Regions from separate parts of the Mus musculus genome. Here region 2 is linked to region 1. A link is a loop called in an ENCODE intact Hi-C map of the cell type or tissue named here. Cell type or tissue: heart. All regions are shown on one strand. Links, peaks and the distances in the headings refer to the core of each region. The heading gives the core; the rest is flanking DNA. Region 1 holds the start of Nckap5 (NCK-associated protein 5). Region 2 overlaps Nckap5 (NCK-associated protein 5).

The links. Hi-C counts contacts between places; a loop is a spot of excess contacts. Peaks named below come from ENCODE experiments on the same cell type or tissue, not always from the same donor. Only the 100,000 strongest peaks of a DNase experiment are listed, where the experiment ranks them.
Region 2: it touches region 1 in a loop (2.0-fold over the local background); 2 of 42 quality-filtered maps call a loop at or near these places.

What each region holds. Positions count from the first base shown.
Region 1 is chr1:126,822,518-126,839,207 of GRCm38, reverse strand. It overlaps Nckap5 (NCK-associated protein 5), which reads left to right and starts at 8,576. Exons shown (of 17, transcript NM_001081756.1): 1 at 8,576-8,891. In heart, for the core only: no CTCF peak of the experiment used is centred there; a DNase peak (open chromatin) is centred at 8,397; H3K4me3 peaks cover 1,477 bases; H3K27ac peaks cover 1,042 bases; H3K27me3 peaks cover 1,277 bases.
Region 2 is chr1:126,652,250-126,668,939 of GRCm38, reverse strand. The region is part of intron 2 of Nckap5 (NCK-associated protein 5); the gene reads left to right. Among named protein-coding and RNA genes, the nearest start is that of Nckap5, 170 kb to the left of the region's middle. In heart, for the core only: no CTCF peak of the experiment used is centred there; a DNase peak (open chromatin) is centred at 8,279.

The DNA of each region.
Region 1 (16,690 bases), core at 4,748-12,747:
CACACATACACGAAGATATTTGTTTGTTGGGAGAGAGGAGAGAGAAAGGGAGGAGAGAAGAGAGAAAGAAGAGAGAAAGAGGGGAGAGAAGAGAGAGAGAAGGGGGGAGAGAGAGGGATGGAGAGAGAGAGAGACAGACAGACAGACACACACACACACACACACACACACACACACACACACACACACCACAGCAGTACCTATCATGCTGTGGGTAGAGTGTGTGTGCTTGTTTGTGTAGTGTGCCTACACTATGAAGGATAGGGAAGCACAATGAAGGCAGCCTCAAAGACCACGTGTGCTGACCTGGGAATTAGAAAGAGCTGGGGCCAACTGTGTTGGTTTAAACAGAACCCTGCCACCCCATCTGCTATATCTCAGAGCTCGAGTCTTTCATGTTTTCTAAATGGATACAATTTTATTTTCTTTTCCTAAGGGGGCATAATTTCTCCACAGATTAATTGGGAGCACTCTGCAACATTGACCAAAGTCCTTTGTAATTTTCTTGGTGGTCATTCCTGAGGACATTTCCATCGAAAAGGTTTCTTCCAAAGCTCTGATGAAGAAAAAGGACCTAACCCTCAAGTGATGTCCTATAATGACCACTCACTGGTGTGACCCTAGGCTTTGAAGCAAGAGCCTTTCCCATCAGTTCTCCGTTGATTGATTTGTTTTTTGTGAGCATTTGTGTCTTTTGTTGTCCCTGCACCGAATGTCCCACCCATCCTGTCAAATCTTTGTTTTCTGCTATGACAATATGTTCTTCTTGAACCTGTTCAGGTCAGTTGTTTTGTTTGTTTGGTTGGTTGGTTGGTTCATTGGTTTTTGTTGTTGTTTGTTTGTTTTGCTTTTGCTTGTTGTTTTGACAAAACTGATACATAACCAATGAATAATTCATTGTTCATCTTCCCCAGATCACTGTACTGGCTCTGAAATATCTGTTTCCTTAAATTCCCATACTTACATGGTTAAAAATTCACTCTAGAGAGAATTTAAAAATTCACGCTGGAGAGATGATTCAGTGGTTAAGAGCACTTACTGCTCTTCCACAAGACCCAGGGCTCCCAACACCCTAAAACCAGAGGATCACTGGGGATCCAATGTCCTCTTGCCTTGGAGGGCACTCTCACATATTTTACATACTCTGCCACATATGTACATATACCATCCAGGAACACATTCAAAACAGCTCTTGTCTGTCTGGGCTTGATTTCAGCTTTCCTTGCTTCCTTCTTCCTTCCTTTCTTCTTTCCTCTGTGAAGTTCCATGGTCTGTTCTCCCTAAGTGCCTTTCCCTGAAATGTTATTAAAAGGAACAAAAGTAGATAAGAGGGAAGACGGATATTGAAAAATGAATAATGGGGGAGGTGATGGAAAGGCCCTTTCTCCATGAGGGCTGTGGAAGAGTAAGGTTTTTAAGTACAACCATTGATATTAATATAAAACTGTGCTTGTTTCTCCTGCTTTGGATAAATAGTTATATTTTTTTTGGAAAAGATAATTCATCGTCCTATGATTATATTTAATCATTACTGTGTTAAAAGTCTCTCACACTGGCTTGTTAATGGCTGACTGTTTCCTCATTTCTTTCAGGCAGAGTTGGGATTCACTCACCCCTTGTTCAAATGCCCCCTCCCCCAACATTGAAATGGTGCCACCTACGATGTGTGTGTGGAGAGATTTGAGGGTGTATGCTTGTGTGTGAAGGTTCCTGCATGGAGGCCAGAGATCAGCCTCAGGTATCATTCCTCAATAGCTGTCCTCTTAGTCTTTGAGATAAGAGTCTTTCACTAGGCCCTGGGAATTACCAACAATCTCAGGGATCCTCCTGTCTTCACCTCCCCAGTGCTGAGATTACAATTCATGCTACCGTGCCCAGGCTTCGTACATGAGTTCTGGGGATCAAGTTCAGAGATCAATGTGCAGAGAGTGAGAGACTTTGGAGCACTCAGTCTACGTCAGTGTTATCCCCATGTTCCCTCCCCGACTCCCCCCTACCCACCCCGATTATGTGAAGAGGAGACAGAAGGATTATAAAAACCAGAAGTGGTGGATGACCCCCCCCCCCAAGGAAAAAATGCCTTCCAGGCACAACAGGACTGAGGCACATTTAAACTCACAGAGATTGGCAGCATGCACAGAACTTGCACAAGTTCAAGACAGACATGGTCCAGCACAGAGAGGGGGAAGTGGACACAGGGTCCCTCTCACTCTTGACCAGAAAGCTATTTGCAATTGACACCTGCTGGCAAAGAGAAAATCATCTTTCTCCAAAGCAGAGTCACTGCGTGTATCAACCACACTCCAGAACAGGCCCCATGCCCAGAAGTAGCTGGTCAACACAAAACAAACACCACGTTCCTTACAAGCAGGACCCCTGCAACCCCCTTGTGGGTTTTTGTTTCATTTTGGCAGTTTTATCTTGTTGGTTTTGTTTATTTCTTTAGACTTTTACTTTTCTTTGTGTGTGAACAAGTTCAAGACAGAATTTGTCCTGGTGGAGGGGGGGGAGAAAGAGAGAGAGAAATAACCTTAGGAAGTAGGGAATTGGGGGGAGGGCTTCAGGGTGGCTAACTCAGGAGAGGACTTGTGCAAGCATGACGACCTGAGTTCAGTCTTTAGAACCCATGTAAAAAGTCATGTTTAGAATTCCAGCCCTGAGGAAACAGAAGCAGACAGAATCCTGTGGTTCACTAGGCAACATTCTAGTTTAATTAAGGATCTCCAAGCCAGTGAGAGGCTCTGTATCTCAAAAAAGCAAAAGTGGAGAGCTGTTGATTAAAGGAAACCAAGCTTGTGCTCTGGTCTCTACACACATTCACTTATATAAGCACATAATCATAAAAACACGTTCACAAACCCACATACCAACAAATATGCACACAAGAGAATGTACATGTGAGAATATGTACACATAGGAACATATATATGCATGTGTATGTATTATGCAATATATATGCAGTATTATGCAATAGATGTACACACATACATATATATGAATATACACACTGTCTTGGAATTATGGGTTTTTATACACTTGTGTTGCCTAACATTATTTAGCTATTTTCCAAGCTTGTTAGTCCTCCACAAAATACTAGCCTGTGGGTCTGGGATAGTCCTAGAGTTCGTTACCTGTGGAAGAGGAAGCAACACAGAAAAGAGGGATTTTTTGGCCTGAGTTTCTCTCAAGACATCCTTTCAGTTTGATTAATAACCCAAAACTTTATCTCTACCATATATGTTCTCTTTGGGGGGCAGTGACGCACCCTTCCATTCTGTCCAAGAGAACCGCTTACAGCAGAAAGATGGTACACTTCTTTACAGTTAACTACACCTAAAGGCACTGTCTGCTTTGCATTGACAGCTGGATGTCTACTCAGAGAAGCAAAGGATTACCACTGTATCAGTAGTGCTGAGGTGGTAAACTGTGAGGACACCCCGCAGTGCATACCCTGTACTTGTGGTAATTCCTCTCCTCTTCCCCCACCATCCCTGGATTAAGGGAATTAACAGGAAGAAGAGCCAAACCCTGAAGCTCTTCCTAAAGACTCTGCCTGAGAAGGTGTAACAATGCACTGAGACTTCTCTGCTACACTACCAATACTGGATTCTCAGCAGAACTCCTCTTTAATACCCTGTTGTTGCCCTGTGTCATGGAGATCTTGCAGCTTTAGTTGTATAGGACTGGCCTCTTCATGTATTATAGCAGTTCATACCTGGGGTAGATGTTGGGGTGAGCCAACTCAAAGCCCTGGATCTAGGCCTTGGTGGTAGGTGAGTTAGTCAGCCCACCAACTCTTTTGTACCCACACCACTAAGACCAGCTCTCTAACACTGCCCAGGCAAGCTCACCCAATGTTGCAGGGGCGGGATCAGCTCTCCTGATCTCATGCTCTTGGATCCAGCTCCTCCATGCCATCAAGGCTGTTGTACTGTGAAAGCCAGCTTTTAGGCAGCATTCTTTCAGCCGCACTTCATTGAGTTCCTTGGCCAGAGACAATGCTGTGTGGAATAGCAGACCTACCTTCAAGTTCCTCTCTTGACTTCCTTCAATGGACTATGACCTAGAAACATAAGCAACTCCCCTAAGTTGCTTTTGGTCAGAGCGTTAAATCACAGTAACAATGAAACTAGGAAGATGTTTTAGCAAAACATCTTCTTGAGTTGTAAGACAAAATCCCCACCCCCACCCCCAAATAAGCCAAGAAAAACTTTTAAAATACCTCTATCAAACTTGGCCTCTTGCAGACCTGTGTTTCGAGAAAAGAAAACACTCCTGACCACTGGAGAAAATACTGAACAATCAAGGAGGTAAGAAGGTGAGCCAAGCCAGAGCTGAGCTTCTCCTCAGTGGTTTATCCCAAAACTCAGGACAGTGGGCTGCTGTGAGTGACAGGAGAGCAGTGTTTGGAAGCTAGAAGGCAAGTCCAAGCTCTGTGTCCCCATTCTTCCATCTTTAAAATCTTGGTAATCACCGTGCTTTCAAAGAGCGAATCCATCTCAGGTCTTGGACCAAAGCCCATCCCAGAAAAGACACCTTGTGTGGCTTGTCTCCTGAAAACTCTGTTGACTTGTGTCTAAGCAATGCAAAGATATAGTTTTGGAGCATGTAAGGTCTCATCATGATTGCCTGTGACAATGATCAGGAAGTGTGCTTAGCAAGAACAAATTCCAAAGCTGTGCACTAATCATTTTGTCACTGGGATTTTGATGAAGTCTCCAAAGGTCAAGATACCATGGAAATGATAAGACTGTATTTGAAGACAGCAGCTGTAGCACATATGTAAATGTGGTGAATTTTCTTTGGCTTTCCAACACATTGGTGGGCTGCTACTTTCCCCCTAGTCTTCTGAAACACTTCTTTTAGATATGGGGGCTTTAAAACACCATTTCTGAATGCAAGGAACATCCAAAGTCACTCTTCTTGTCACTCTCCCCTTCCTTCTTCTCTCCCTACCTCTTCCTTCCCTCCCCCTCTCCTTTCCCTTTCCCTCCCTTATCTCCTTCCCTCTCCCTTTCCTCCCTCTCTTTCCTTCCTTCCCCCAACCCACATCTCTCCTATCTTCCCCTTCATCTTTCCTCTCACTTCCAGAGTCTCCCAGACCAATCTCTTGTCTTTGCCCAGAGTCACTGACCTACATCAGCACTAAATTTTGGGGCTAAAGAGGCTCTCCTAAGGAGCCAATTGTTTTCTGTTCCTTGACTTGTTTTTGACAGGTGGGTAGTTGTAGGAAAGAAAATATCGGGAGTAGAGTTTAAATCTCTGCCCTGCCAAGTCCTGGGAGTGACAATGTGAATAGTTCGGGCAGATCTTTATCTTATAAATCTGCAAAAGAAGGATAAATACTGTTTCTCCACAGCATTGTGTGATGGTTGCAAAGAGGTAACCCAAGTAGCATCTAGAACAATCATCTGTGTTCTGGTTAATTTGTTAGGTTTTTGAGAATTTCTTACATAAGTAGTGTATTTACATCATTTCCATACTCCTTCTTCCACTTCCTCTAACCCCAGTGACATACTTCCTCCTGCCAGGCTGTATCTCCCAAATTTCCTGAAACAGTATCAGCAACTGAGGACCAAGTGTTCAGATCTCCAAACCAAAGCACACCATTTCATATTTAAACCACCACACTGGTCAACCAGTCTAACAGAGTCTGTGAGTCCTACGTTCAGTGACGCCGCCGAGATCCTGTTTCAAAAATTAAGGCTGAGAGCAACTGAGGAAATGACTCATGTTGACCTTTGGCCTCTACATGCACACAACATGCATGTACAACTGAACGTGTACACAAAGAGACACAAAGTAGGAACATGCATAGCAAAAGAAAGCATACGCATACAAACTCAATTCTGTGAGTGAATGTATATGTGCATGTCCCTTGTGTGTGTGTACACATGCGTGTATGTGCCTGTGTATGATTATTTTCTTGCTTCAAATGTCCTTTAAAAAATAATAGAATCAGTTAATCTCTAAAATTCTCTTTCTGGAATGCTGATCTATTTGCTTATTAAACACTGAGACCAAACATTTACAAGTCCAGGTAAGAGACTCAAGATAGCAGAGACGGGAAGTGCTTGACATCAGAGAGCAAGCCCTCTCTTACAGAGATAAGGCTTTCTGTATGCCTTCTGATAAGCCAAGGAAGGCTACCACCCAGGCTTCAGGTCTTGGAGAGCACTCCAGGGGTTCCTGCTCTCTGAAGAGCTTGAGAGTTATTGGAATTCACAGTGGTGGGCCAGTGGTGTGTTTGGGTTTGGCAAAGTTAACCACAGTTAACTTTAAGTTAATTTGGAAAAAGAAGGTGGCTAGTTATGCAGTGGATCTTTCTGCCCATAGAATAACTAAGTGGGAGCTGACTGTATGGGGACAAAGACTCTCCGAACCTACCAGATGCAGTGCAGTGATGCATCCCACCAGGGTAAACTGCATACAACACATAGATCACCATCTTACCAATGACTGCGGGGATGGGGTGGCATTCTCCATCTTAGACCTCTGCCCACCTAGCAGCAATGCATTGAGTAAGGCAAAGGTATGGTAAGCACTTGTCATGCACGATGTTGTTGGCTCTTCCCTATGTTTTAAAATAGCAATCCTGTGTTTAACCTCATAGATGGCTACTGTTTCTCTCAGGTGTTGCTGCCTGTCTTCCAGTCCCAAAGCAAAGTGAAATCACAGGGCCCCTTGTTCAGTTAAGGAGACAAGAATGACAGGAGAAGAGCCTGGGAGACGGGTCATCAGGTAAAAGCCCTTGCCGAGCCTGATGAATCTGATCCTGGGACCCACACAGTGGGAGGAGGGAACTGGCATCCTCAAGTTGTCTTCCGACCTCTACGTGTACACACAATATGAACAAATAAATGTGATATAAGAATGATGTTAAAAGAGAGCACATTAACACACACACAAGCCCTTGCAGGGAACAGGGCTCTACAGGGCTATGAAGATTGCATATCCATGAGGCTGGCCCAGTCCTCTCTTTCAGCCTTCTCTTTAACTTCCCCGTGTGCTGGGTTTTGCCTCTGAGCAGTTCAACAAATCGTCCTGAACGATGCACACATACATCACCCTTCCTCATGTTCCGTCTTGTTGAGAACCACAGACAGTTTTATTAACATGAAGGAAAGGCAGAGTAATGAATGTATGTGTCAGTGTTTCCTGGCTCACATTTTCCATTGGAGAAGAATACTTGGGGTGCTTGCCTCGTTCTAGGTACCCCACTAAAGGCAGGTGCTCTGAAGGAGGGAGGTCATTAGGGCAACCCAGAAAGCCTGGGATTTTTTAATCTGTAAGCCCACTTGAGATATACCAATAAATCAGCCTCCTGGAAAATCAGCAGTCTAGAAAAAATGTGAAGGCTCTTCCATTTATCTCTTGTTTTATCTGACTTATGGTTTGCTTTGTTATTCTATTTTTTGAGACATTTATGCATAAGTGTTTGTTATCTACTGTTTAATGTCATAATCTGCCTAAGCTATCATTTTTTTGAGTAACATTTTTTGTATGTATATGTGAGAGAGAGTTCACACTCGCACTTGTGTGAGTATATGCATGCCCATATATATATGCATATATATATGCAGAGGCCAGAGAAGGAAGCTGGGAGCTCTCCTGTACCTCTTTCTGCTTTCATCTCGTGACATGGGGCAGCCAGCAAGCCCCAGCTACCCTCCTACTGAGATTAGAGGTGTACAGAACCACACACGGCTTTTTATGTGTCTTCTAAGGATTTGAACCCAGGTCCTATTGCTTGCCTAGCAAATGGTCTGACCCATCCAAGCGATCTCCTAGACTCTTCTTCACTTGTAATATTTTAAATTCTAATCAGGCTTATAAACACTGTGCGCTGATGATTATCTATTTGGATTCACGGAGAATTTATTTGAAGCTGGATCTAGCTGAGAGGTCACCAAGAAAGAAAGAACTTGAATAACTGTCTTTCACTCGGGAAAATATCTAGTGTGGGTTCTGGCTAATGAATGAGGGTGGAAAAGTGCTATGCATCTCAGGGGCTCTTTGAAAGTGAAAATTACTTGATTTAGCTTTTCAGGAAAACCAAATTATGCATATGTCCCTCCTGTAAGGCTGTACAAAATCAATGTTTGTAGAGAGCAGAACAGGGGCCGTAATAAGTCACCCCTTTCAGAAAGTACTCCCCTACCTGCAGGGATTCCCGCCCCCTTCGTTTTGGCTTTTTTTAGATGAATGAAGAATTTTCTCCACAAATTATTAATTATTCCATCTTGGCTATAGAACTCCGTTCCTTGTAGTTCAGTAGGAGTCAGTGCTATTCAAACTGCCGCTTTTGATGAAGTAATCGTCCGCTTCTGGGGCCTCTTTTCAGCTGCCCTGGGCGTGCGTCCCATGTAAACGACTGCCAAATAGATTCTTTCGACATTCCAGCCAATTAAAATACATTTAAAGTGCAGCTGGTGGAAAGGCAAGCCGGGCGATCCCGATCACGAGGAGAACTTCGGGGCAGTGAGATAGAAAAACAAACTTTGGGGCTCCCACGAGGCAGCGGAGAAGTCAGAAAAGGGAGCTAGCTACCTCTCACGCTACCCTCCAACCAGAGATGACACCTGGATCCCCACCTTAAAAGACACCAAGGAGGGAAGCCTGCTTGGGAGGGTGTGAGTTTTTCCTCTCTCTTGTTGCCTGTGGAAGCTGAGTGTTGGCTCGGTGCCCGGTGTGGTACTGCATTCAAACGCCCGCAGAACACAGGCGTGTTTGTTAAGCAAGCCAGTGATCAAAAACTCCTACAGGAAGATCCGAGAACCCCCCAGGAGCCCTCCTGGGTAGCACTAGGACTTTGGATGGAATGAGACAGAACCCCGGAGCAGGCTAACGGTGGCGGAGCAACCAGCTGGCCTGTCTGCTATGCCTTTTAGGTAAGGATAGAACTTTTCTTTGCTTCGCTTTTTGTCCCACTGCGTGTGGACTTTGATGTGGAGAATTAAGGTTACTGTGCTCAGCAGGAGCAGTGCAGTGGTCTGGACTTCTGATTTGCAGGTCTGCGTGATTTTTCTGGAGGACTCCGAGGAGGAGCCACTCAGTGTAAATACATCCAGGCATCGCTCAGCACGTGCAGGCTGCGTTGGCACTCACCATGGTGCCTTTGCGCGTGTGGCTCCCTGCTATTTTCTTCCGGTGCTTGCTTTGCGAGAATCCAGGTGTGTGGGGTTTCACAGTGAATTGCTTCCTCCTCGGAACCTGTAATTGCTGTCTAATGCCTGTTTGAGTTTTAGTTCCCATTTCTTGTCGCTGTTGTCTCCTTCCTGTGGTACCAGCGCCACACCTGTACAATCGAGCAAAGTTTACTTGGTTCTCTCTCTCTCTCTCTCTCTCTCTCTCTCTCTCTCTCTCTCTCTCTCTCTCTCTCTCTCTCTCTCTCTCTCTCCCCCTCCCTCCCTCCCTCCCTCCCTCCCTCCCTCCCTCCCTCCCTCCCTCCCTCCCTCCCTCGCTAATATCCAAACAAACCTAAGCATTTTGCTTTCCTAAAGAAAAGCCAAAATGTTTGGAAATGTCTTGGTAAATCTTGATTCTTTTTTCTGCTTCTGGAGTTGTTCCTTCACGGGCTTTCAGTTCAAGCTTTTCTTGGGCTTCAAGGAAACAGGTACAGCCCTGATATCTTGGCGCTGCTGTTCAGTCAGCTCCCAGCTCAGGGGTCCCAAGCTCCTGCCCAGTTCATACAGCTGAGAACACCAAGCAGATGTATAATTGAGCACTGGGCATCAATTCCTACCCACCAGTTGCCAGATGAAAGATGTTCAAGGATCTTGACTGTTTCCTATCTCTGGTTGTCATGGTTGGCTCATTCTGGCTTTGACTTTGTTCGCCGTGAACAAAGAATCTCGCACGTTTCACGGTGAGGGATTGTGTTGCAGAGACCTGAGCGCTGCTAAATGTGCTTTATTAATCTCTAACGTGCCAGTAGCTCAGAGCCCATGCCAAGTAGAGACTTTCCAAATTTTTTGGAGCTACCTGCTGCCAAGATAAACAGCGGTTGGCCCCAGGAGGGGTATTTTAAGGGATCTTGCAACAGCAAAGTTTTACCCATTAAGAGTGGCGAAAGTCAATGAAGGAAATACTGAATAGAAGAAGTTTCAGGGAAAAACCTGACTCAGCTCTCTACCCATTGAATGGACCCAGTGGAGAGAGTCCATCCTCTCATGAACAAAGGACTCTGGGTTTCCTGTGGGCAGGCAGTGACTTTGCTATATGTACACATAGAGCTCTGTTTATGATAGAGGTGAATGGAGACATTCGTGAACACAGATACTTTCCCTGCCTGTGGCAGTGCCAGAACTTGGAGGGAAAACACGGCTTCGTGTGACCTGTGCCTGTCCCATACAATGATTCCACCCTCCACCCCCAACAAACACACACAGAAGTCCATATGGACCCAAATGCAACTTTGTGTTGAATCATGGGAAGAAAGACCTTGGGCAATAGAATGGTAAGGTAATCTACGGCTCAGTTGGCAGGTCCCTGAGAGTGAATGGCTTCTCCAGACTCTGAGTTACTCACCAGAGCAGAATGAGGGGTACCATGCTGGTTCCTGGAAGGTGGGGAGAAAGCCATATATTCCTGGGAGACTCTGACTTTAGACATATATTCCATATGCAGGTACATCTTTTTTTTAAAAAAATAATACTTGTATTATTTATTGAGTACCCCATACAGGCATAGAGTGAACCCCTGCTCCCTCTCTTAGGATCCTTTCAGATTCACCCTTATGCCCTGTCTCTCCTCCCAAAAACACATATCTTTTTTTTTTTTTTTTTGACACGGTTTCTCTGTTATCCGGGAACTCACTCTATAGACAAGGCTGGCCTTGGACTTAGAGATCTGCCTGCCTCTGCTCCCTCTGCCCCCGAGTGCTTGGATTAAAGGTGTGCACCACCACTACCCGGCTCACACCCACTTTAGAAAAAGAGATTCTATTTATTTTTATGTATATAACCCTGTTTTGTCTGCATGTAGTATGTGCACCACATATATGCCAGGGCCAACAGAGGTCAGAAGAAGGCTTCAGATCCCCTGGAACTGGAGTTGGATCGTTGTGGGTGCTGGGAATAGAATCTGGGCCATCTACAAAAGTGAGTTCTTAGCTACTAGTGTTCTAAGTCACTGGGCCACTGCTCTAGCCCCCAGCTCTTTTTCTTTTTTAAAAAGTGAGCTAGCAGATTCAGTTTGAATTACCCATAGACTCATGCAAGTGGGGATGTCCACTGGTGCACACCGGCTTACCAGGGGCCACACTTTCAACAGCAACATCACACATTCACACATACACACATAGGCACATGCACACACATATACACACATGCACATACACACACACACACACAGAGAGAGAGAGAGAGAGAGAGAGAGAGAGAGAGAGACATGCCAAGTCTTCCCCCTCTCCCAAAAGCCATTATCTGCCACTCAAGTCCTTCATCCCTCCATGCTGGAGTCTTGGTTACCTTGATCTTGTACAGCTCTTGTGCAGGTAAACAAGGTGGTTTTAAATTGATGAGTACAGCAGTTCTGTCATGCCCAGAAGACAACTCCGGTCTGGCCCTTCCCAACCTTTGGCTTTGACAGTCTTTTTAATCCTTCTTCTTAGATGGTCCATGAGCCTTTGAGTAGAGAGTGATATATAGACGTCCTATTTATGGATGAGCATTCTACAGATACATATTCTCTATGGGCAGGGACTTCTGCCAGCATTGTTATGTGAGAGCCATGGCTGGGAGCTGGAAGGAGCTCCAACCACCTTTCTGAAGAAGGGACCAAGACACGAAGGTTTTACTAATATCCTTGAACAGTGGCGAGGAGGATAAAGAGAAAGATAGAGCTTTGATCAGGCAGGTGGTTTGATTGCCTTTAAGCAAAGTCCAGCCTCCTTCTCTCAGCTTAGCACAGGAATTGACAAGCTACAAATCAGGCGAAAACCTGCCCACTGTGTTTTTGTGTGGATAAAGTTTTATTGGAAGACAGCCACACCTGTTTGTTGACTTATTGTCTGTGGCTGCCTCTGAGCTGTTCCAGCAGAGTTGAGTCACTGTGGTCACACAGATCTGAGAATACTACTTGCAGGGAAAGTCAGAGAGGCTAGGCATAGAGAATCATGCTTCTTGAGCTACCTGTAGGCTAGAATACGTCTTGTTTTGAATTTCCATTCTGTGATGTGTAGGGGTGGGTCATTTTTTATACAATGTGATTCAAATATTGCTTCAATATTGTGGTTCTGTAAAATCAATGAGTTTGCTCTCTCTTCCTCTCTTCCTCCATCTCTTCCTCTTCCTCTTCCTCTTCCTCTTTCTCTCCGTGTGTCCATGTATGTGTGAGTGTACGAGTGCATGCATGTACAGTGCACATGCGAGGGGATCCAGGTACTGAATGTTGAATGTTGTTCCTCAGACATCTTCTACCTTTTCAATTTTGAGACAGAGTCTCTCACTGGCCTGGAACTTGGTCATTACAGAAAACTTCCAGGGATCTGCCTACCTCTGTCCCCTGTCTTATTGTTACTAATGTTTCCGATGTTTTTCCTGTCATAGCACCTGGCATTTTACACAGTGCTGTGGTTTGAAAATGAAATCTTCCCTATAGACTCACTAGTTTGAATCCTTGGTCTCAGCTGGTGAAGCTGTTTGCAAAGGTTATGGAGCCTCTAGGAGGTAGAGGCTGCTGGAGAAAATACATCACTGGGGAGGCGGGCATGGAAGTCTTATAGCCTGGCCCCACTTCCTGCTCACTTTGCTTCCTGCGTGTGGATGAAATTTGATCTCTGCCTCCTGTCAGGCAAACCTTAGCTCCTGCCTTCATGCCTACCCAGGCTTGACAGACTGAATTCCCCCCTGGAACTTTGAGACTTCCTTCCCTAACTTGTTTTCTGGTGGATTATTTTAATCCAGCAACAGAAATATTTTAAATGCCAGACAGTGGTGGCACACACCTTTGATGCCAGCACTTGGGAGGCAGAGGCAGGTGGAGTTCTGAGTTTGAGGCCAGCCTGGTCTACAGAGTGAGTTGCAGGATAGCCAGGGCTACACAAAGAAACCCAGTCTCAACCGCCCCCCCCCCAAAAAAAAGAAAAAAGAAAAAAAGGAAGGAAGGAAGGAAAGGAAGAAAGGAAGGAAGGTAGGTTGGTTTTAGGGATCAGAACTCATGTCCTCACACTTGGGAGGCGAGCGCTTTAACCTGTGAGCTGTCTTCCCAGTCTGGGAATATTCATTCTTAGTTTTTGCACTGATCTAGTAGTCAACAGGAAGTTGTGTAGAGAGTGGCATGAGTCTGTGTGACAACTTTGAACCACTCTGTGCTCTGCTCAAGGTTCTGCTGTCACTGTCCCAAGTCGTGTTCTGCTGTACACCAAGGAACAGATTCCCTTTGGAGCCTTAGCCAGTGATGTTTGGTCTTCCCGGAGGCTTCTTTATGGGAGTCTTCTTTTCCTCCATATCTCTGTCAAAGTTGACTTCTCAGGGGTGGGGCAATTTCTCAGTCACTTAAGTGAGTTCCTTGCAATAACAAGGACCTGAGTTCAAATTCCCAAACCAACACAGAAAACAACAACAAAAGCTGGAAGTAAAGGCACGACTTATTATTCCAGTTCTGGGGGTCTGGAAACAGGAGAATCCCTGGGGTTCACTAACCTGTCAGCATAGCCTGCTTGCTGAGTTCCAGGGCAGTGGAAAACCCTGTTTCCAAGTACAGGGTGGATGGCATCTTATTAATAACAGCCAAGGCTATGCTCTGGTCTCCACAAGCAGCTAGTCCCACAAACACACATACATATACATGTATACACACAAGTATAAATACATACACACAAGTACACACCCACTTACACATATATGGACATATACACACACTCATAGCATCAATTAAGCCTTTTGGCCACTTCATCTCAAATTTTTCTCTTATCTCACAGTTATTCCTTTTAACACTTACTTATTTTGTATGTGTGTATTATGAGGAATCACTTGTGCTGGGGCAGATATGTGGAGGTCAGAGGACAATATGTGAGAATTGATTCTTTCCTGGGAATCGAACTCAGGTTGTCAGATTTGGCAGCAAGCACCTCAATCCACTGAGCCAGGTCGTTGGCCCTCCCTCCCGTCAGCTCTCCTCCCTGTTGTTGTTCCTATCAATACTCCCCTTGTTAGCACTCCCTTTGGTACTTCCTTATCTCTCTGGTCCACATTTCTCTGTTTCAGTCTGACTCAGTAATGGACACCATGATCCCTTTGGGCTGGTTTAAGTAGAAGGAAAGATTTTCTAACTGGTTTTAGGTGGCATATGAAGTCTCACAGAAAGAGCCAGGCACTGGGCAGACCTCCAAGGGAAGGCCTGGGAACAGGGTGATAGAATCTCCCAGTGTGTCTGGGTTGGGACCAGGGATGCCACATGGCCAGCTCTGGGGCCACTCTGCCTTTGCTTTCTTCTCTCCCACTAAGAGAAACGCTTCTGTTGAGGAGCTCTTGCTGAGTGAGAGGCTGAGCAGCCAGAGCGCAGTCTGTGATCTTGGTACTGTGTAAAGAGGCTCTATGAGGTTCATTGGATTGAAGGTCTCACCTGCAAAGTGCTGTCAGCAGAGGAGGATGGGGCCAGTGAGAGGTGAGGCTTTCTAGGACATTCTGAAGGTACTGGTGACATATCCCAATGTTTCTCTCCCCTTCCTGTCTCTACCCACTCTTTCCCTCTTCTCTCCATTTCTTCCCTCCCACTTTCCCTCTCTCCCCCTCTCTTTTCTTCTGTTTTCTCCTACCCTCCTCTTGCTCTCTTGCTCTCAATCTTTCCTCCCTTTTTCTCCCCTTCTCTCCTTTCTTTGTCCCTTTTTACTCTTCTCTCTGCACTGCTTCTGCCTCCTCCCCTTCCTGCTCCCCCCACCTGCTCCTCTCCCTGCTCCTCCCCCTCCTCCTCCACCTCATGCTTCTCCTCCCTCCTCCCTTCCTGCTTCTCCCTCTCCTACCCCCTCCTCCTGTTTCTCCTCCATCCTCTTCCTCTTTCTTCTCCTCCTGCTCCTCTGCCTCATACTTCTCCTCCCTCCTCCTTTCTCCCCCTTCTCCCTCCTCCCCCTCTTGCTTCTTCTACTGCTCCTCTCCCTCCCCCTCCTCCTGCTCCTCCCCATCTTCTTATTCTTTTGCCTCTTTTCTCCTTTGCCCTTCTCTCACTTCTTTCTCTCCATCTCTCCCTACTCTTCCCTCTCTCCAGAGCTTCAGATAAATAAACTTTTCTTTGCAAGTTATTTCCCTCTGCTGTTTTGTCAGAGCCAGCAGAAGGCTGCATGACTTCGTGGAGTCTGCCTTCTGACCCTCTAAGGTTGCTGTTGGGTCTCCTGGATAAAATGAGTGTCACTATAAAACTTAGTCTACAAAGAGTCAGGCAACACCTGCCTCACTATCATTAACTTGTGGGAGAGCAGCATCCTGGAGTCTCAGAGTTCAATAGAAAGTAAGAACATGACCCAGACAATTGCAGCTTGGGCTACATAGCAAGACCCTGCCTCAAGAAAACAGCCATCAGGAGCAAAAAGCACCCCCTTCAAAAAAATCCTAACAATAAAAATAAATAAGTAAATAAATAAATAAGTAAATAACCTCAACCCTAACATCTTAATTTCTTTTAGCCTCTGCATTAGGATGGAGTTTCTGTGGCCTTCCCTGTCTCCTCCCCTGCTGGGAGGCTGTCCCTATTAGGGAAGGGACACCTGCCACTCCTTCACCACCCCAGGGCAGAGCTCACGTCAGTGTCTGACATGTGAGTCCATTCATACTGGATTTATTTTCTTTTATTACCCCTTGCAAAATTTCACATACATGTAGAATGTTCTAAGTCCCTCCATTATCCCTCTTCTCCTCCATTTCCTCTCCTAGTAAGTCTCCCACTCTTCGCAAGTCCCCCTTCCATTTTCACATCTTCTGTATGTGACCCTACACAATTAATTAGAGGTGGCTTGATGACCATGGGGTCATTTAGGGCTTATTTACTTGAAAAGGGTATTTGCTAGTGGCTACACTACTGTGGAATATGACTGCCCTTCCCCAGCAACTGTTAACAGCTTATACCTCCACAGGGAGGAAGGCCTCATTAGCCCCTACCCCATCTATGGTGATGATGGAATGCTGGAGGGCTGGTCTTGTTCACATCTTATACAAGAAGCCAGGGAATGCATGGTGGACTCTGTAACCGTGGAGGCATGCATTGGTGACTAGCATGCTCCTCAGTGACCTATACTTTATAAAAGATTACACTCAAAAGGATTTATATGTACCATTCAGCCTGAGAAAGGTCTCTGGTAGGAATTGCTCTTATACCTACTATGCTCATCTGGGAAATGTGCCTTGGCCTTCAAAGTTTAAGTCTATCCACCTAAGTCAAGTTCATCACTGCTCATGGATAGGCTACTCACGATGCTAGGTGACGTCATCAGTTTTGGGGGGCCTTATCATAAGCCCTGCATTACACTACATGCCATATATATGAGCTGTCCTATTTAATCTACACAAGATCATAGAGAGAGTAAGAATTGGCATTTAGAAAAAGGAAGTAGAGATTCTACCTGGTCAGATAGCTTTTCTAAGTATGCAGTGGAGTTAGATTTAATCCTGTGACCTCCCAAATGCCAGAGTCTAAGCTCTTAACCTCTAGTTTAACACAACCTTTAATTTATTGTTCCGGATGTTGGCCAGTCACC
Region 2 (16,690 bases), core at 4,301-12,300, 170 kb after region 1:
GCAACAGAATACAAGAGATGGAAGAGAGAATCTCAGGTGCAGAAGATTCCATAGAGAACATCGGCACAACAATCAAAGAAAATGGAAAATGCAAAAAGATCCTAACTCAAAATATCCAGGAAATCCAGGACACAATAAGAAGACCAAACGTACGGATAATAGGAGTGGATGAGAATGAAGATTTTCAACTCAAAGGTCCAGCAAACATCTTCAACAAAATTATTGAAGAAAACTTCCCAAATCTAAAGAATGAGATGCATATGAACATACAAGAAGCCTACAGAACTCCAAATAGACTGGACCAGAAAAGAAATTCCTCCCGACACATAATAATCAGAACATCAAATGCACTAAATAAAGATAGAATACTAAAAGCAGTAAGGGAAAAAGGTCAAGTAACATATAAAGGCAAGCCTATCAGAATTACACCAGATTTTTCACCAGAGACTATGAAAGCCAGAAGAGCCTGGACAGATGTTATACAGACACTAAGAGAACACAAACTGCAGCCCAGGCTACTATACCCAGCCAAACTCTCAATTATCATAGAGGAAGAAACCAAAGTATTCCACGACAAAACCAAATTCACGCATTATCTCTCCACGAATCCAGCCCTTCAAAGGATAATAACAGAAAAAAACCAATACAAGAACGGGAACAACGCCCTAGAAAAAACAAGAAGGTAATCCCTCAACAAACCTAAAAGAAGACAGCCACAAGAACAGAATGCCACCTTTAACAACTAAAATAACAGGAAGCAACAATTACTTTTCCTTAATATCTCTTAACATCAATGGTCTCAACTCGCCAATAAAAAGACATAGACTAACAAACTGGCTACACAAACAAGACCCAACATTTTGCTGCTTACAGGAAACTCATCTCAGAGAAAAAGATAGACACTACCTCAGAATGAAAGGCTGGAAAACAATTTTCCAAGCAAATGGTATGAAGAAACAAGCAGGAGTAGCCATCCTAATATCTGATAAGATTGACTTCCAACCCAAAGTCATCAAAAAAGACAAGGAGGGACACTTCATTCTCATCAAAGGTAAAATCCTCCAAGAGGAACTCTCAATTCTGAATATCTATGCTCCAAATACAAGAGCAGCCACATTCACTAAAGAAACTTTAGTAAAGCTCAAAGCACACATTGCGCCTCACACAATAATAGTGGGAGACTTCAACACACCACTTTCACCAATGGACAGATCATGGAAACAGAAACTAAACAGGGACACACTGAAACTAACAGAAGTGATGAAACAAATGGATCTGACAGATATCTACAGAACATTTTACCCTAAAACAAAAGGATATACCTTCTTCTCAGCACCTCATGGTACCTTCTCCAAAATTGACCACATAATAGGTCACAAATCAGGCCTCAACAGATTCAAAAATATTGAAATTGTCCCATGTATCCTATCAGATCACCATGCACTAAGGCTGATCTTCAATAACAAAATAAATAACAGAAAGCCAACATTCACATGGAAACTGAACAACACTCTTCTCAATGATACCTTGGTCAAGGAAGGAATAAAGAAAGAAATTAAAGACTTTTTAGAGTTTAATGAAAATGAAGCCACAACGTACCCAAACCTTTGGGACACAATGAAAGCATTTCTAAGAGGGAAACTCATAGCTATGAGTGCCTTCAAGAAAAAACGGGAGAGAGCACATACTAGCAGCTTGACAACACATCTAAAAGCTCTAGAAAAAAAGGAAGCAAATTCACCCAAGAGGAGTAGACGGCAGGAAATAATCAAACTCAGGGGTGAAATCAACCAAGTGGAAACAAGAAGAACTATTCAAAGAATTAACCAAACGAGGAGTTGGTTCTTTGAGAAAATCAACAAGATAGATAAACCCTTAGCTAGACTCACTAAAGGGCACAGGGACAAAATCCTAATTAACAAAATCAGAAATGAAAAGGGAGACATAACAACAGATCCTGAAGAAATCCAAAACACCATCAGATCCTTCTACAAAAGGCTATACTCAACAAAACTGGAAAACCTGGACGAAATGGACAAATTTCTGGACAGATACCAGGTACCAAAGTTGAATCAGGATCAAGTTGACCTTCTAAACAGTCCCATATCCCCTAAAGAAATAGAAGCAGTTATTAATAGTCTCCCAGCCAAAAAAAGCCCAGGACCAGACGGGTTTAGTGCAGAGTTCTATCAGACCTTCAAAGAAGATCTAACTCCAGTTCTGCACAAACTTTTTCACAAGATAGAAGTAGAAGGTATTCTACCCAACTCATTTTATGAAGCCACTATTACTCTGATACCTAAACCACAGAAAGATCCAACAAAGATAGAGAACTTCAGACCAATTTCTCTTATGAACATCGATGCAAAAATTCTTAATAAAATTCTCGCTAACCGAATCCAAGAACACATTAAAGCAATCATCCATCCTGACCAAGTAGGTTTTATTCCAGGGATGCAGGGATGGTTTAATATACGAAAATCCATCAATGTAATCCATTATATAAACAAACTCAAAGACAAAAACCACATGATCATCTCGTTAGATGCAGAAAAAGCATTTGACAAGATCCAACACCCATTCATGATAAAAGTTCTGGAAAGATCAGGAATTCAAGGCCAATACCTAAACATGATAAAAGCAATCTACAGCAAACCAGTAGCCAACATCAAAGTAAATGGAGAGAAGCTGGAAGCAATCCCACTAAAATCAGGGACTAGACAAGGCTGCCCACTTTCTCCCTACCTTTTCAACATAGTACTTGAAGTATTAGCCAGAGCAATTCGACAACAAAAGGAGATCAAGGGGATACAAATTGGAAAAGAGGAAGTCAAAATATCACTTTTTGCAGATGATATGATAGTATATATAAGTGACCCTAAAAATTCCAACAGAGAACTCCTAAACCTCATAAACAGCTTCGGTGAAGTAGCTGGATATAAAATTAACTCAAACAAGTCAATGGCCTTTCTCTACACAAAGAATAAACAGGCTGAGAAAGAAATTAGGGAAACAACACCCTTCTCAATAGCCACAAATAATATAAAATATCTCGGCGTGACTCTAACGAAGGAAGTGAAAGATCTGTATGATAAAAACTTCAAGTCCCTGAAGAAAGAAATTAAAGAAGATCTCAGAAGATGGAAAGATCTCCCATGCTCATGGATTGGCAGGACCAACATTGTAAAAATGGCTATCTTGCCAAAAGCAATCTACAGATTCAATGCAATCCCCATTAAAATTCCAACTCAATTCTTCAACGAATTAGAAGGAGCAATTTGCAAATTCATCTGGAATAACAAAAAACCGAGGATAGCAAAAACTCTTCTCAAGGATAAAAGAACCTCTGGTGGAATCACCATGCCTGACCTAAAGCTTTACTACAGAGCAATTGTGATAAAAACTGCATGGTACTGGTATAGAGACAGACAAGTGGACCAATGGAATAGAATTGAAGACCCAGAAATGAACCCACACACCTATGGTCACTTGATCTTCGACAAGGGAGCCAAAACCATCCAGTGGAAGAAAGACAGCATTTTCAACAATTGGTGCTGGCACAACTGGTTGTTATCATGTAGAAGAATGCGAATCGATCCATACTTATCTCCTTGTACTAAGGTCAAATCTAAGTGGATCAAGGAACTTCACATAAAACCAGAGACACTGAAACTTATAGAGGAGAAAGTGGGGAAAAGCCTTGAAGATATGGGCACAGGGGAAAAATTCCTGAACAGAACAGCAATGGCTTGTGCTGTAAGATCGAGAATTGACAAATGGGACCTAATGAAACTCCAAAGTTTCTGCAAGGCAAAAGACACTGTCTATAAGACAAAAAGACCACCAACAGACTGGGAAAGGATCTTTACCTATCCTAAATCAGATAGGGGACTAATATCCAACATATATAAAGAACTCAAGAAGGTGGACCTCAGAAAATCAAATAACCCCCTTAAAAAATGGGGCTCAGAACTGAACAAAGAATTCTCACCTGAGGAATACCGAATGGCAGAGAAGCACCTGAAAAAATGTTCAACATCCTTAATCATCAGGGAAATGCAAATCAAAACAACCCTGAGATTCCACCTCACACCAGTGAGAATGGCTAAGATCAAAAATTCAGGTGACAGCAGATGCTGGCGAGGATGTGGAGAAAGAGGAACACTCCTCCATTGTTGGTGGGATTGCAGGCTTGTACAACCACTCTGGAAATCAGTCTGGCGGTTCCTCAGAAAATTGGACATAGTACTACCGGAGGATCCAGCAATACCTCTCCTGGGCATATATCCAGAAGAAGCCCCAACTGGTAAGAAGGACACATGCTCCACTATGTTCATAGCAGCCTTATTTATAATAGCCAGAAACTGGAAAGAACCCAGATGCCCCTCAACAGAGGAATGGATACAGAAAATGTGGTACATCTACACAATGGAGTACTACTCAGCTATTAAAAAGAATGAATTTATGAAATTCCTAGCCAAATGGATGGACCTGGAGAGCATCATCCTGAGTGAGGTAACACAATCACAAAGGAACTCACACAATATGTACTCACTGATAAGTGGATACTAGCCCAAAACCTAGGATACCCACGATATAAGATACAATTTCCTAAACACATGAAACTCAAGAAAAATGAAGACTGAAGTGTGGACACTATGCCCCTCCTTAGAAGTGGGAACAAAACACCCATGGAAGGAGTTACAGAAACAAAGTATGGAGCTGAGATGAAAGGATGGACCATGTAGAGACTGCCATATCCAGGGATCCACCCCATAATCAGCTTCCAAATGCTGACACCATTGCATACACTAGCAAGATTTTACTGAAAGGACCCAGATGTAGCTGTCTCTTGTGAGACTATGCCGGGGCCTAGCAAACACAGAAGTGGATGCTCACAGTCAGCTAATGGATGGATCACAGGGCTCCCAATGGAGGAGCTAGAGAAAGTACCCAAGGAGCTAAAGGGATCTTCAACCCTATAGGTGGAACAACATTATGAACTAACCAGTACCCCTGAGCTCTTGACTCTAGCTGCATATGTATCAAAAGATGGCCTAGTCGGCCATCACTGGAAAGAGAGGCCCATTGGACACGCAGACTTTGTGTGCCCCGGTACAGGGGAACGCCAGGGCCAAAGGGGGGGAGTGGGAGGGTAGGAGAGTGGGGGTGGGTGGGTAAGGGGGACTTTTGGTATAGCATTGGAAATGTAAATGAGCTAAATACCTAATAAAAAAATAAAAAAAAAAAAAAAAAAATAAAACCTGGGGCTCTTTCCTTATGGTGGTGGGCCCTAATCTCTATAACTATGAATCAGAATTATACTTAAGGAAGTATGCTGGCCATTGTTTTGTGCTAAGAAGAAACTAAACAAGATCACCGATCTAAAGAGCCTTCCCTGCTATGGATAGTCTGTTCATGTATTTATTTGTTCATGCATTTCTTCCATCTTTTAAACTAAAAACTCCACCAAAGTCAGAATACTGTAACCTTCATTGTTCCTGTGGCCCCAGTGCTCAGGATATGGTGGCCGTGCAAAAGATAATCCTTTGGTAACTCTTCATGGAAGACCTGTGAGCTTGTGTTGATGTTTGGCCCCAGAATTACGTACAATCCTCAGCAGTCAAGAGCTTGGCAGTTCCATCGGCAATATAGCTTCAGTGCTGTGTGGTCAGAGAACCCAAGCATGTGCTGGCAGTATATAGAACACGGTTGTCACTAATCCAGAATGGAGTCTGAGGCTAAGCAAAGGATAGACCTGGAGTTGGTAGCAATTCTCAGAAAACTGTTTGTAGCCTCCAATTCCCTAGAGACTTACCCCTCCCCCTTTTCTCCCTTGTTCTGATGCCACAGGGCAACTTTTCTCAGTGGCCAGTTATCTGCCCAAACTCTACCATGACTTAAGCTGTTTAAGGTTCCAGGAGTAGCACATAGGCTACTGAAGCCCATCTTCACTGTCTAGGAAGTGACTGACCAGTGGCTATTTGGCCAGTTCATGCTAGAAGGGTTGAGGTGAGGTTGTCTTTTTCATCAAAAATTGTAAGGTGATTCATTATTTTAAATGACCTGGGAACAACACAAACCACATTTGTTATACCAAGTTATACAGATAACATACTTTATGAAAGTATGATATGAAAATAACTGAAAAATAATAATAGATAATATATTTATTGAGTGCTTACTTTGGTCATATGTTTGGATAACAAGATTTGATAGCCATAATTCCATTTTCTCTCTGCTTCTGGAAATGAATAATGACTACTTTTAGTTTAGAGGAATATTAAAACCCTAACTTAATCTTACAAACCTAGTACTTAGCAGAGTTAGGAGTACAGTGTGTCTGTTTTAAAGAGGTGCATAAAGGACAGAGAGGTCACCCTTGCATCACAAGATGTAGAGGTAGTTGAGAGTCAGACCGTGGAGCCGATTACTCAGCTCTAGAGGTGACCTCTGCAGTGACCTGTTGATTGAAAAGGGGATGGCCAATTGATGAGAACATGTCTGATGAGGATTGACATCCTTTTCTGTTTCATAAAACCTGGGGCTCTTTCCTTATGGTGGTGGGCCCTAATCTCTATAACTATGAATCAGAATTATACTTAAGGCAGTATGCTGGCCATTGTTTTGTGCTAAGAAGAAACTAAACAAGATCACCGAACTAAAGAGCCTTCCCTGCTATGGATAGTCTGTTCATGTATTTATTTGTTCATGCAGTACAGTGTGTCTGACTTCACTAACTGAGCTCTTTGCCTGCCTGCACCTTGCCTCTGAGAAGTGGATCATATGGCTTCCTGGCACCTTCTTGTTGTAAGAAATATTAAAAAGAATGGCGAGTTTCCAAGGTGCACCCAGCTGCTCTCAGCTTTGGCAGTCTTGCCAGCCATTTCTTATCTTGTGGAGACTCTTTGACTCAGAGCTCCAAAATCTCTCCACCCAGGTCACGAAGTTCTCACTGTCCTGTTGCTACCATGTCAGTCATATGCTTCAAAACCCCAATGGCCTTTTTGGTGCACATCACCACTGCTTGAACGAAAATGCCAAACAAACTTAGTTCAGAAACAATGGTAGCTCAATCCCTGGGTGCAACAACTAGAATCCGAATCTTGTGAGCCTTATTAAATCTAAATCCTCTGGCGGTGAATCCTGGCAGATCTGCCATATAAGCCAGGAGACACTAGTAGCTACATATTGCCCTCTCGCTATCCCCTCCAAAAGGCCCCTAACTCTCTCCTGCTTCCTCTCTTCCCCTGTCCAACCCAGAAGTCCCGCCTACTTGCCTAGTGATTGGTGGGTGAAGAGGGATCTATGAAGTTTGCTGTCATAGTGATAGGCTCAACTTCAAGCTGTTCCACTCCTTTCTCCAGGTGAATGGTCCTTAGGTGACTGCAGGGTAAATCTATGGTCCTCCCAACTGCCCACCGCCTGGACCCATGTTCTTTACACTGTCATGCAACAGAACTTTGTTAGAACAGAATTCTAGAGACTAGCTAGCCCATGTCCTCCATGGCCTCCCGGAGGAGGTTGTGACAAGGTTAAGTATGCTTAGGAAAACACGGCTAAGACATGGCTAGAGCCAGTGAAAGCCTTGTCTGTTAAGTCTAGTTTTGAATTATTAGTTAAGTCTGTTCCTTGACAGCTTCATACATGTAACAATGCATTCTGATTATTCTCCAGCCTCATCCTCCTATCTCCCTCCATTCCCTGGTGGCTTCCACCCTAGTCCCTTTCTCAGAATCATGACTTTGTTTTTGTTTTCTGACCCCTGTCATGTAAATAGGGTAATCTGTGTGACCACTGGATTGGTGCTGTCCTTTGGAGCCTGGTGAGGTCTATGGGAACCTTTGAGTTTTAAGATTGACCCATTTCTCAGTGACAGCCTTTTCAAATCCTGACCTTTTTTGCTGCCTTATTACTACAAATTCCTCATTGTTTAAAAATACCTCTTCTCTTCCCTTTCTGGTCCTCCTAAGGTTTTCCCGTCTTCCCTCTCACTGTGTCTCTGATGGCTTCCTGAGCTATTTCTGAAGGCACATGAGTGTTGAATAATGCCCATTTCTATAGCTATCTGGGGTTTGTATTTTCTTTGTGGACAGGCAGGGTTATGAAAGCAATGTGGGCTATGGACAGCTGCTACTGAGTCTGACAAACAGGAAAGTGCCCCCATGGCTATTTTTAAAGCATGCTTTCAAAGATGCAGGGCTGGGGCACTTGCCTTTCCCTCCTCCCCACTGGCTGTGTTTTCCAAGGCATAATTCACTAAAGTTGTTGTCATGGTTTCTTCAAGGGCTCAGCTCCCCAGAGGGTCCCAGCCAATGACAGCCCTTATGGAAAAAAAAAAAAAGGGTGGGAATACGGAATTGCCGGAAACACAGTGACCCATTGAGTGAACTGGTGTCCATCAGTGATTCTTATGAATGGATGACTAATTGTTTTTATGGGAACAGAAACAGTAAGGGACTTCTCATAATGCCCAAGCCTCTTGCATTACACCAGTATCTTGCCCTTTTCATAACTGCTGAGGGGAAATGACATTGTAAAAACTTCACTTCTCACCCCGTCAGGGAGTCGGCATTTCTGATCTGCCACTGAGCACAGCTCATCTGATGAAACCCAGTTCTATCATTGATATATGTGCCTCTGTGCAGTTGCTGGTGCACATATGTATGTGCATGTATGTGTGTGCATGTAGATGTTTGCGCATATGTGTGTGCATGAATGTAAAGGCCAGAGGTCAACCTTGCTCTCATTCCTTATTTGGCTTTTGTTTGTTTGTTGTGTTTTTTGTCTTGCCCTGGGACTTGCTGATAGGCTATGCTGGCTGGCGGGGGGCCCCAGGGATCCTCCTCTCAGCCTCCTCAAGGCTGGGGGTTCACATGCTCATCACTCCACTTGACATTTTTTCCCACGGGTTCTGGGGATTGAACTCAGATCCTTGTTCTTGCAAGATAGGCATTCTACCCAGTGAACTGTCATGTAAGCTCTCTTTAGGTTTGTAGCCCTGACCCTTTTGTGTCTTCTGAACGAGTCATACTGTGTGTTGAAGAACATTTTTACTTTAAACTGCAGGGAACCTTTGGAGAGAGTGTCAAAGGCATCTCTCCGGAGGTGGAATGGAGGTTTACCGCCTCTGCAGGACGGGCTTCCCAGCATTGAGTTTTGACATTTCCTCTCCAAGAAATAAAAATGATGATGGTGATATTGTTGACTGGAAGAATAATAATAAAAGATTCAAGTGAAATTTGGCAAAGGGTTGAACTGTCTTACCCAACAGCATAGAAAACAGGTATCCACTATATGAATATATCTTTGTATTTCTGAATTTGTGCCACTGGTGATGCATTTCTCTGAAAAAGGCCTGTGACTTTCATACAATAGAGACACTGACCGTGGCTCACTCTCTTCTGTATGCTCTATTCTTTGTGGACATCCTCACTACGGTGCTTATATCACTGAAAAAAATCAGCCTTTTTAGTAAAGATGCAAACCTATGGGATGAACATGACTGTATGGGCACATACGTACCTGCATGATAGAGAGGGATTCACTCAGAGCCTTTAGCCTGAGATAGACACATGATCTTATACTTTATCCGACCTGTCTTGGAGCTATTGGGTGTGTCGTATACAACAAATGACCTACGGACATCCTAGAAAGCTTGTCAGTCTGTCTGTCCGTCTGTCTTTCTCTTCTCTTCTGTCTCTCTGTCTCTCTCTCTGTCTTTCTCTCTCTCTCTCATCTCTGTCTCTCCCTCCATGTTTCTCTGTTTTTCTCTTTCTCTCTCATTTGTGTTTTTGTGTGTGTGTGTATGTAATGTGCTTGTATTCGTGTGTGTTTACATGTGTGAACGCAGGTGCCTATATGTATACATGTACATGTGTGTACATGCCCACATATGTCACAGCACTTGAGTGGAGGTCAGTGGATCGCATACAGACGTCAGTGCCGTCCTCCCACTATGTGGCTTCCAGAGATTAAGCTTAGATCACTAGGCTTGGCAATGAGCGCCTCTACCTACTGAGTCATCTCACTGGCCCACATCCTGGGCACGTATAAATGCTGACCCAGCATGAAGTCATAGTACGTTAATGACGGATCCTAATACTGGTCTGATGCCTTTCCCTACCACAAATTATTCAGCACGTTGGCAGATGGGATATAGACCACCTCTATAACTATTCGATTGCAATCACTGTGTGCTTAGAGAAGGGATAAGCTACTTGCACATTTTCTAGCCATAAAATGTGTGCATGTACATGTGTTGTGCATATGTGTGTGTGCAACCGAGTATACTTGTCTATGTGTTCCTTTGTGTGTGGAACTCAGACGTTAACTTTGGGTGCTGTTTTCAGAATGCCTTTCGCCTTGTATTTTGAGACAAGCTCTCTCACTATGTCCTGGAAGCCGTTGATTTGGCTGGCTGACCGTTTAGCCAGTCAACCCCAAAGATGCTCCTGTCTCCATCCCCTCAGCACTGGTATTTGGTATTACAAGCATGTCCACTGGGCTTTCTATAAAGGGCTGGTTTGGGGGATTAAACCAACCTGGTCCTCACACTTCACCACAAGTGTTCTAATGACTGAGACATTTCGCTGTCCCCTTCACACCTAATTTTTTTTTTTTAAAGTGTGAGCCTACTATGTCTAACTACAACTTAAATTTGTTACTTTGACCTTGTCATCAGTTTCTAACTGAAGGAGAGTGCTTACATTAGCATTTTCTTAGACTCTGAAGTCTAAGAAAACCTACTGGTTTCTTTGGAAGATAGTTATTCATCTTTGCAAGCTAATGTTGACTCTTCCTCATTAACATGTCACCTCAAAGCTGCCCAGATCTACAGAGATAGGTCAACTCAATTCTAATGGGTAAATCAAGTCCAATTGGAGAATCTCTTAGAACACAGGAGCCATCTGCCTTTCCATGTCTGAGTGAATAGAGAGCCCGATGTTAATTCTGTAGGAGAAAGAGCATAGTCTAAATGGAACCTTCACACACATCTCAGCATCTTTGTACCACGGGAATGCTATCAGAGGAATTACATCATAGCATCTGTTTGTTCATTGCCTAATTTCCCTAGGAATGCAAGATCTTCTTTGCCCTTCTCTTTGCTTCTTTTTGTGTTTATATTTATGTTCCTGGTGTTTGTGTTTGTTTGTGTGTGTGAGAAAGAGAGAGAAGGGGAGGGGGAGGGGAGGGGAGGAGGGGGGGAGAGGAAGAGAGTATATTTGCAAGTGTGTAGGAGCTTGTGAATGAGGGCCAATGGTTGATATTGGGAATCTTTCTTGATCTCTTAGATTATTCTTTGAGGCTTTTCAGTGTCATTAGGTTTGCTTAGAAGAGAATGGGTAAGATGTTATTTACAGACATGTGGGCGCTTTAACATTGAATACGCCACCTAGGAACATGGTTCTGCCTTACTCCCCTAGAAGCCTTTAATTGCATAGAGAACCTTGCAGAGGGATGGGGCCTCAGCAGCCCAGGTGACATATGTATTTTAATTTTTCTTCACAGACTTTAACCCAGTAACTAACAGGACATTGAGGGACTTTGCTGAGGGACAGATAAAGTATGAACTCGATGTACATTAAGTTGTGAGGGGACGACTCCTTCAGTTTGAAGAACATGAATTCAAGGCCCAATCAATGACTAGCCTGATGCTATACACTGTCATTGGTGACTTTACTATGGCACCATGCCCCCTTGAATTCATCCGGGCTTCTGAGGCCCCACTCCTCTGACAGGTTCTAATGTGCAGTCAATGGTTTCTGGGGAAGTAAGACAGAAAAGCTTTCCTCAGTGGCGTATCCACTGCTATGTTGCCTACATTCCTGTGAATGACTTTTCATGTTTTAAGCCTTTGGATTCTAGGGAACTCATCAGAGAGGGGCAGATAAAGCAAACACAAACACAAGCCTTATTCTAGTTTTACTCTGTTGCTCTGATAAGACACTCTGAGCAGAAGCACTTCAGAGAAGGAAAGATTTCTTAGGCTCCTACTTCTAGGTCACAGTCTACCATTGATGGAAGTCAGGGCAGGAATCTCAAGCATAAACCATGGAGAAAGGCTGTTTGCTAGCTAGCTTACAGGGTCATGATGAGCTAGCTTCTTACACAGTCCAGGGATCATCTGACAGGGAATGGTACCACCCAAAGTAAGCTGGCTCCTCTTGTGTAAATTTACAAGCTTATAGGTCCCCCCCCCACCCCCACAGACATGCCCACAGGCCAGTCTGACCCCTTAGGCAATTCCTCAGTCTAAGCTTTCAGATGGTTCGAGTTCTGTCAAGTTGACAACCCGGAGGAACATCCTCGTTATTCATTGAGAATCTGGGCATGTTGTATTGAGAGCAGCACCAGGTGTCCCCATGGAAGAATTTACTCACCACTGGGAGATACAAACCCCACAGTGCACTCTCTCTGCTTTGAAATTCTAGAAATAAATCACAACCACATGGAGACAGGGACTGGGCCAGATGGTCATTACTTAGTCCTTTCCAGCTCTCTGACTCAATTCTGGAGACTCAGCCAGAATGGAAATAGCATCCTGTCTTCCTCTAGGCTTTGCCTGTATGCTTTGTGAGTGGTGCTACTCTGGTAGGAAGCCCTCCAGAAATACAGCATCCACAGAGCCCAGGTTCCCACTTAAGCTTGCCAAAGGGCTTTTTCAGGGCTGAGGACAGAGCTAAGTTGGTAGAGCATTTGCCTAGCGCATGTTAAGACCCAGATTCCATACCCAGCACTATATATAGGCACTAGTAGTACTCAGGGCTTTAGTACGTAGGTCTTATCAGGTATATACAGGAGGATCATAAGTTCAAGGTCATGTTCATTTATATATTCAGTTCTAGGCTAGCCATGGCTTCTTTCTCAAAAAGGAATAACTACATTAGTTTTGAAAATGAAGAACTCAGACAAAATAATGGGTTCAATTATTTCCTACCGGTGATCTTCTTTTGTAAGACAACGCCAAAGGAGATTAATAGGACAACGTTATAACCATTGGCCCAGAATGTTAACTGCTAAAGCATCAAAGGACATTATCCAGACATTAGCCATGGGTTTTCAAGCTGAGCTGATTACAAAGTCACTGGAGAAACTTGGTTCACAAGTTTCTGGTTCAGTAGGTTTGGAGTGGCATCCTGGAGTCTTTTTTCAGTTCTGATTGTCACCCTGCTCTGGAAGCCAGTCTAGAAAATCTCAAGGTCTCTCCAAAGAGCTGGTGCTATCTTTTTTTATTTCTTTATGTTTTAGGTGTGTGTGTGTGTGTGTGTGTGTGTGTGTGTGCATGTGCCTGTGCATATGAGTATGTGTGTGTCAGTATGGATGTGTGCACAGTTGAGTGCAGCTGCCTACTGGGGTCAGATCTCTTGGAGCTTGAGTTGTAGGTTGTTGTAAGTAGCCTGATGTGGGTACTGAGACACACACAAACTCAGGTCCTCTGCATGTGTAGTCAGTATGTGCTCTAACCTCTCACCCAGTTCTCCAGCCCTCCAAGTCCTACTTTTGAGACTGCTGTTGAAACATAAACTTGATAAACTTGGTTCAGGATGAGAGAGAGAGAGAGAGAGAGAGAGAGAGAGAGAGAGAGAGAGAGAGAGAGAGAGAAAGAGAGAGAGAAAACTTGCTTTGCAAGCATGGGGACATGAGATCACTCCTCAGAACTCATGTGCTGGTGGGTACACTAGTGTGCATGTATAAACTCAGTGCTGGTGGGTACACTAGTGTGCATGTATAAACTCAGTGCTGGGGATGTGATGACACAGGGCATGTGCCTTCCTGATGCTCACTGCCCCTCTTGTGAAAAGTTCCAGGCCAGGGAGAAATGCTGTCTCAGGAGAATGGCAACTGAGCAATGATACCTAAGGTTGTCCTCCAGTTTATACACACACACACACACACACACACACACACACACACACACACCCCTCCCTTCCTCTGTTCATCCTTGCAAAAAAAAAAAAAACCAGAAAACCTATTTTTTTTCTATGAAGAATTAGCAAAGTTCTAAAAACTTGTTTTGTAAACCCAGAGCGTGTAAAACACACCCAGTGAGGGAGAGGGAAGCTTGGACTCATTTTCAAGTTGCCTAGTTTGTTTTTATGACCTGTTTGGCTTCTGGTCAGATAGACTCAGAGTGCTCCTGTTCAGTGCATGATGGGAGCCAAGTCTCAAGTTTGTCTGAGTAATTCTTTAGCATTATTTATATGGGATATTAACTAATGAGCTAGACTCCCTCATCTGGTGAAATCAAGACAAGAAAAGATAACAGATTTAGAATTAACCAGGATCAGATAATGTCCTAGAGTTACATTGATTTTTCTTGATGAATTTAGGATATTGAATTTAGAAAAGCAGTCATTTTTAGGATATATATATACATATGTATATATACACATATATATATGTATGTATGTATTTTGTATGTATGTATATATATACATAAAACCACTTCATAGATAGGTAGCTTATGGAAATATGGAGGATGGGGAGAGAGAGAGAAAAGGAAGAAAAATGTGAGATAAAGCTGTGAGTGTAATGGCTCATGCTGGTAATCCCAACAGAAAGGGAGGAAGGCAGGAGGATTAACATCCTCATAGGCTACATGGTGAGGCCAAGATTAGTCTGTGCCCCATTAGATACTGTTGTATGGGGGGAGACTGGGGGAAGGACAGGGGGAGAAAGGAGAAAACAAGAAAGAGAAAGAGAAAGACTGTGTTAGTTATCAAGCAAATAGATGGATACATGAGCTGTAATAGAGAGGTGGACATGATTTCATGGATAAAAGACTCTTTACCCATTCTTTAGCTTCTTACCTGGAAGTTACTCCTCTGAGAAGTCCTCTGCTATCCCAGTAGCTTCTAAAGAAAAACAACGGAAGTTAATAGTCTTACCAAGGTGGTAGGTGAAAGTCTAGGCAAGGTTCAAAGATGCCCAGGCAGTTACCAGGGTGGTATGGGATGGATCTGGGCACTTTATCTCGGCAGGTGGACATTATCAGGAGCACTGAGAATTTCTTCTGCTCGACGACAGGGGTCTGCCATATTGTTTACTTTTCGGGACACATTTGATAATGTTGCCAGGTATTTGAGTGTCCAGCCATTTAACCGTACCCATCATGTGTGCCTCTCTCTCTCTCTCTCTCTCTCTCTCTCTCTCTCTCTCTCTCTCTGTGTGTGTGTGTGTGTGTGTGTAGTACTTTCCTTCTAATCCAATAGACGAAATGTGTTTAAAGAACTTATAGTTCAATAACGTAGGTTAAATTAAAATCTTACAAAGAATCATGCATATTTTGTGAACTACTTATTATATACTTGGCTACTATACCCTTTTCTTTCTTTCTCTCTGTCTCTCTCTCCCCTCTTTCTCAACAGAATTAGAGGAACATTTTAAAAAATCTATACATTCTATTGTTAAAAAATAAGGATTTTAAAAAATAAGGATTGTTTAAAAAGTCAGTGATGGCAAGTAGCTCAACGGGTAAAGTCATTTGCCTCTGAAACATAGAACCTAAGTGAAATTGCTGGGCCCCACCCGATGGTGGGAAAGAACCAGCTGCTGCAGGCTGCCCTCTGACCTCCCCATGTGTGCCATGCAATGCACACCTCTACCCACAAATAAATATAATAACATAGAGATTTAAATTTCTCTTCATATTACTATGGGCCACCCTTCCACATAATAACGTTGAATCTGGTCAACTTCCTGTCTAACATGAGAATTTTTCATTCATAAAATCTCATATCTGGTCTGTTTTTACACATTTATTAACCCCCTGGCTTGTGTTTATGGGATTTTCATCTGTTTGCCTGTCTGCTTCATGGTACTAGGGATTAAATTTAATAGTCTTGTACATCTAAGGAAACCTTTATAGATCCTATTAAGTTTGAGATTAAGCTTAAAACTTCAGTCTTTTTTTTTTTTTAAATAAGGAAGCTAAAGAAATTAAATTTATTTTTTCAATGCTTGTGACTACATTCAGGATTCCTGCATTTTGGGCATGATAATTTGGATGTGCAATGTATCTCAGAAGGCTCCTGTACTAAGTAAGGCCTTGGTCCTCAGCTGGTGGCACTACTGTGGGAAAATCTGGAAATGTTAGAAGTTGGCATCTAGCTGGGAGAAATAAGTCTCTGGGAAGGGGAGTGGCATTCAGATTTGAATCTTGGCCTCAGCCCTTCTCTGTTGTTTGCTTCCTGGTTGGCGTTGGGTTGCCATGATCTTTACTACTCTATGCCCCTCTCACCAGGATGCCCTTGCACCCCAGCCCAGAACCAATGCCTGGCTTTGTGCTAAACCCACCAAAGATGTGAGCCAAAATCTCTCTCTCTCTTTCTCTTTTAAGTTGTTCTGAATAGTATCTGTCCAATATGAGGAGTCTTGCTAACCCTCTGGACAAGCGCTCTGCCATAGAGTTATAGCCCTAGCCCCATTCAAGAAAATAATTTCAATCTACTTAATTAATTTTTTTCCAGTGCTGAGGATTTAGTCCAGGCATCCTATATGCTAAGCAAGAGCTATATCATGGAGACAGCATCTCCAGCCCTGGGGTGTTCAATAAAATGTGTCATCCATGGTGAAGGGATGCCAGCCTTATCAGAAACCTTTGCTGGTTTATCTCTCAGCAGTCCTTACTCAGTGTAATTGCTGTGACGTCTACTGAGACAGAACAGTTTACAGACTGTCCTGAAAG